Linked DNA regions of Homo sapiens: region 1 is linked to region 2. A link is a loop called in an ENCODE intact Hi-C map of the cell type or tissue named here. Cell type or tissue: PC-9. All regions are shown on one strand. Links, peaks and the distances in the headings refer to the core of each region. The heading gives the core; the rest is flanking DNA.

Region 1 (2,882 bases), core at 1-2,500, 120 kb before region 2:
AAAAAAATACCAAAAGTACAAAGGTAGAAAAATTATGTATAATCCCACTAATGTTAAAATACATATGTAAATTAAAGTTTCCCACCTCTACCTTCTAATCTCTGTTAATAGTATGGTGGGTAGTCTTGCCAACTCCATTCTAGCAGCCATCTTATGAACAGTGGTCTGGCAAGGGCTGTGCTGACAGCATGACTAGCATCACCCAGGGTTGTTCTGAACACACTTATGCAACTGCAACTCTTCATGGCAACGCTATGATTACTTTTCCAAAATGGTTTGATGGTTTAGTATGTCCATTTTGAAAAACTTTATCATCCTGTAAAAAATGTAAAGATATAAACACAGTAAACACTGGCATTACTGCTTAGAACTTAATCAATTTGGTAATGGCTATTACTTTGTCAAGTTGGTAGACAGCAGGGACAATGATAAGAGAAGAGAAGGGGGAAAAAAGAGAAGAGATGAGAGAAGACTGTGTAAGGACATACCCCGACTCATTTGGAAAGAAAATATGAAAGCAACATCGGGGACAGGTCTATATCTGAGAAGTGTATGAGATGCTTAACATTTTTTACAAATTTATATTCATTATGCATTACTCATTGGATATTCTGACTAAGAATGATTTGCCAAGGCCAAGTTTACAGTGAAACAATGTTTTTTCACAGGATATATAATATTTTATGGGCAGCACTGAATTCAGTCTTTCTGGGTAGTTAGATGATATATATTTCCTAGCAGGAAAGAGTTATTAAATGAGAATGATGAATCAGTTGTGCTTCAGAAGTCCCATTGTAAAAATTACCAGTTTAAGTCTGAGCCTTGGGGATTAATGGGTAACTGATTTAATGAAACCTGTAGTACCTAAGGGAAATAATCTCTCTATTCATACATTAAGTTAACCCGATTTTTCTTACCTTCAGCAACTAAGGTGACCCGAAGGCTTGAGGAAAAACTCGAGTTTTCAGGGAGTACGCAAACTTAGCCCTTCCTGTTTCTGGAAACCCCTTACTCTCCTCCCACTCTGTACTTTGCTCATGGTGTTCCTTCTACTTCCATTATTGTTGCAAATCCTGAAACTGCTCCCCCTCCTGGACAACCTGTATTCACCCTCAAAATTCAGGATCATAGATTAGTACCTCATGAAGAATCTTAACTCCACCATCACCTCTACTACTAATCAGAATTAGTAGCTCACTCTCTTGGGTTGCTGAACCTTTAATAATAACTCTTGTTGACAAATTATTCTTCCTCACAGTATTTTCTTCTTCTTAAGGATGCAGACAGTGTCCAGAGTCTCTGCATTTTGAATCTCCAGCAAAACATTGTACCTGGCAGATGAGAACAGTCTAGAAATGTTTGTGAATTTAATGTGATATAGGAAAATATGGAAACCTAGTGAGAGACTGTTTGCTTTAGAAACATACATAGACAACCTCCATCCACTTATCTTTTCTTTCCTAATCTTAGGTTCAAGTGACCTTGATCCTTCGATGATATTGGACACTGGAGAGATCATTGATACAGGATCTGATTATGAAGATCAGGTAATTAAAATCTGAAAATAGTTCTCTATTTAAATGTTTTTAAGTTGAACCTTTGTAAATGTTTTATGAAAATTTGAATTATAAAAACTCATTTTGTGAAATATATACAGATAACTAATAACATATTACATGATAAATTACAGTAGTCTACAGTTTTCATTCACTAAGTTTGGCTTTTTGGCACTCCCTTGTCCTAAGATTCAAAACACAGTGAATTAAAGAAAGGTTTATCATCAAACGTTAACATGGGATAGAAATGAGGTTCTCTTGCCCAAGAATTTGCCTGTGTCTCTATCCCTTCCCACTAATAAACTAATAATATTTACTGAGCATCAGCTACAGGTTCAGGGCTCTGCTATTTTATCGCTAACTGTATTAGTCCATTTTCAAGCTGCTGATAAAGACATACCCAAGACTGGGCAATTTATAAAAGAAAGAGGTTTAATGGAGAACTCACAGTTTCACATGACTGGGGAGACCTCACAATCATGGCAGAAGACAAGGAGGAGCAAGTCACATCTTACATGGATGGCAGCAGGCAAAGGGAGAACTTGTCCAGGGAAACTCCTGATTTTAAAACCATCGGATCTTGTGAGACCCATTCACTATCACAACAGCACAGAAAAGACCCGCCCCTGTGATTCAGTCATCTCCCACTGGCTCCCTCTCACAACATGTGGGAATTATGGGAGCTACAAGATGAGATTTGGGTGGGGACACAGAGCCAAACCATATCACTAGTCTGTGGAAGGGAATGATGAACGAGGAAAGCATAGCCAAGAAGTTAAATACATTTTCTCTTTGAATAAAACTGAAGACATTTATCTGGGTCATTTTCCTCTCAGCAGAAGAACTCTCTCTGCTGCTATATTTTAATGAACCAAAATAGTTGGCAAATGAGCCAACCCCCTAATTAGGCTTTATTTTTAAAAAAGAAAAATGTCCAAAACTTTCTTCCGCCTCTCATCAGTGCTCCTCAGCAATGGCTAAAAGCCAAGTGAACATGTTCTTGGGGGAGGCTTTGTTCCCATCTTTAACTAATATTCATCACAAATAAAGCAAACAGATCAGACCAGTGTCCATGTGTAATGGCTGGCTGTATATTTCATATACGTATTCAGGAGCTATTTTCTTGAGTATAAAGTTCTTTCCTTATAGCACAAAGCAAGGAGATGATGTTGGCAAGTGCTATAATAGCTACACATGTTTATAGTAATTTTTAACATCTATTAAGCACTTATTACATGCAAAACGTTGTGCCGAGTTTCTTATATTAACTCAGCAATTCTTCACAACATCTCTAGGAAGTAAGAATTATTATCTCTATATCACAGA
Region 2 (2,923 bases), core at 149-2,648:
CTCAGCTTCTTGCCCAAACTTCATTCTGAAGGCGTTGGCTCTCTCCATCAGGGTGAGGTCACCAAGCTTTGGGGTTACATGTATCTGCTTCAGGCCTGTCACTCACTAGTCCCTAGTGACCTTGGGAAGGTTAACCTCTGAGGGCCTCCATTTCCTCATCCTTAAAGTGGGAATAATCATACTTCCCGGCAAGAGCGCCAGAGGGCTTATGGGATGGCTGTTTGTAAAGCCCTTAGCACAGTGAAGCATAGCCAGCTGCTGAAATGTTGCTGATGGCATCTCAGCAGCCCTTCCAAGGGCACTTGTGCTCTAACTAAGGTCCCCTGAAAACCAAAGGCCATGGAGAATCCGGTGAGGCTGGTGCCAGAGCCCCAGGGTGCCAGCAGGGTGATGTTGGGGGCAGGCCAATGTCCCCAAGTCTCTGATTCATTCAGCCAAGGGCAGAGTTCTCTGCTCGTCTGCTTACTTGATGTTGAAGACTAACCACAGTCCGGTGAAAACAAGAGCAGAGCTAGGAACCAGACAGCTACTCCAAGGGACTTTCTAATGATACATAGCGAAGCATTTTGAAAAAAATTAGATGGTATCTCATTGAAACATTTCAAAAAATTTTAGGTATTAAAAACAAATGGTTCAGGTCACTTCCAAATAGAATAACTGATCGATAGCTTTTTATATAGGAAGAGAGTGCTGATTCCAGGAGAGAGAGGTTAGGTCAAACCCCCTAGTTTTGGCACAGGAAAATGGCTTGTCAGAGTAGCTTCTCAAACTATGATGCTGTGAAGACTCACTTAGGGATCTGGTTAAGATGCAGACTCTAGGCTGGGTGCGGTGGCTCACACCTGTAATCCCAGTACTTTGAGAGGCTGAGGTGGGTGGATCACTTGAGGTCAGGAGTTCATGACCAGCCTGGCCACCATGGTGAAACCCCGTCTCTACTAAAAATACAAAAATTAGCCGGGTGTGGTGGTGCACACCTGTAATCCCAGCTACTTGGGAGGCTAAGACAGGAGGATTGCTTGAACCTGGGAGGCAGAGGTTGCAGTGATCACATCACTGCACTCCAGCCTAGGCTGCAGAGCAAGACTCTGTCACCAAAAAAAAAAAAAAAAAAAAAAAAAACAGATTCTGCTTCAGCAGGTCGCGTGTTGTGCCTGAGAGTCTATATTTCTAACAAGCTTCCAAATGACATGCTGCTGGTCCGTGGGCCACACTTTGGGAATCAGTGTGGAAGAAAAAGCTACCTCTCTGCCCCGTGCTTATTTTGGTCTAAAAGGTCATTTGCTGCCGGCTCCTGCTCAGTGACATATAATCTCTGTTTGTACCTGTGTCCCTGAATTATCTTTCCTGTCCCCACAAATGGCCTGAAAATAACCCCACAATTGGAAAAATCGCCTGGCTGTCTCATGCAACCCTAACCCAAAGTTGTTTCAGGGAGAACATTAAGCCGCCTCCCAAGCTCGCCCTCTGCTGGTGAACAAGGGTCATTTTTTTCCTAAACCCTCACCCAGCCTTTCTTGCTGCACAAATGCTCTTTTTTTTTTTCCTTCCAATTAATACAGACAGAAAAGTCGCATGACCTATTCCAGAGGTTTATTGCACTGTTGTCGATTTTGGAGAATGTTTCCACTCTGTTCCTTAAAGTACACCCCTCAGAGGAGGTAGATAAATGTTTGACCAACACTGTCTGGCAACTCACGATATTACGAGTTCTCCGTGTTGCCTAAACATCCTCTTCTTGACTGAACTTTGTTCTCATCCCACCCCACACACTTTCTACAGTGGTGGCAAGCCTTCATTTACTCACAGCTCGAATGTGGCAAGGTCAGGGGGAGTAATGGTTTCCTCTGATCCAGGGTTGGAGGAGGATGCAAAGTAAGCATGTCCCAGAGACAAAAGAACATTTAAGAGAAGGATATGGAGATGGGGAGACTCATAACACAGATCATACCACCATCACTCATTCATTAAAACATTTCTTCATCACCTACTGTGTGCAAGACTTGGGACTAGGAGCAGAGAATTCTTAATCCCTGCACACGGGGAACCTAAGCCTCATAGAGGAAATAAGCGTAACAGTGAATCGTTAGTGAGTGTCTGCTGTATGCCAAGGAGCATACGTATGTTACCTTATTTAATTTTATTTCATCCTCACAGCAATCCTATGATCATCCTCATTGTATGAATGAGAAGACTCAGATGCAGAGAAGTTGAGTCAGACTTCTAGTTAATGAGGAAGTCAGTTTAAATGAACAATATGTAAGTCTGGCACAGTGGCATGTGTGTGTAGCCCCAGCTACTCCGGAAGCTGAGGCAAGAGGATCACTTGAGTTCAGGAGTTCAAGACTGTATAGTGCACTATAATTATGCCATGAATAGCCATTGCACTCCAGCCTGGGCATCAGAGCGAGACCCCATCTCTTACAAAAGAAAAGAAAATAAAAACTTTAAAGAACAATTTGTTATTATCTCTCGTGGTTCTGGAAGTTATGGGGCTCAGCGGGCTGGTTCTCACTTGGGGTTCCTTATGCAATTGCACTCAGACAGTGGCTGGGGCTGAGATCCATGTCTGGAGCCAGGGCTGGGATATCTAAAACAGTTGGGGGCTGGTAGGGCATCTCCGTCCACATGGCCTCTCCACATGGCTAACTTGGGCTTCCTCTCAGCCTGGCAGTCTCAGGATAGTTGGACATCTTAGATGGCAGCGGACTCCCCACTGCAGCAAGTGTTCCACAAAACCAGACAGAAACTGCAAACTTTCTTGTGACCTAGACTCTAAAAGCATGGACATTATTTCCGCTACAGTCTGTTGGTCAAAATAGTTACAGGTCAGATTCAAGGTGTTTCTGTGTCTCAGTGGGAGAGTAGCTTACAAGTAAAGTGAGATAACGAATTGATGAAGCCCATCCTGGAGACAAGTCAT

What was found. Hi-C counts contacts between places; a loop is a spot of excess contacts. Peaks named below come from ENCODE experiments on the same cell type or tissue, not always from the same donor. Only the 100,000 strongest peaks of a DNase experiment are listed, where the experiment ranks them.
Region 1: it touches region 2 in a loop (2.2-fold over the local background); 4 of 110 quality-filtered maps call a loop at or near these places.

What each region holds. Positions count from the first base shown.
Region 1 is chr1:77,416,169-77,419,050 of GRCh38, forward strand. AK5 (adenylate kinase 5) reads left to right here. Exons shown (of 14, transcript NM_174858.3): 8 at 1,471-1,547. Among named protein-coding and RNA genes, the nearest start is that of AK5, 140 kb to the left of the region's middle. In PC-9, for the core only: a CTCF peak has its summit at 1,112 (motif pointing left); no DNase peak of the experiment used is centred there.
Region 2 is chr1:77,532,414-77,535,336 of GRCh38, forward strand. The region is part of intron 12 of AK5 (adenylate kinase 5); the gene reads left to right. Among named protein-coding and RNA genes, the nearest start is that of ZZZ3, 150 kb to the right of the region's middle. In PC-9, for the core only: CTCF peaks have their summits at 1,477 (motif pointing left) and 1,676; a DNase peak (open chromatin) is centred at 1,448.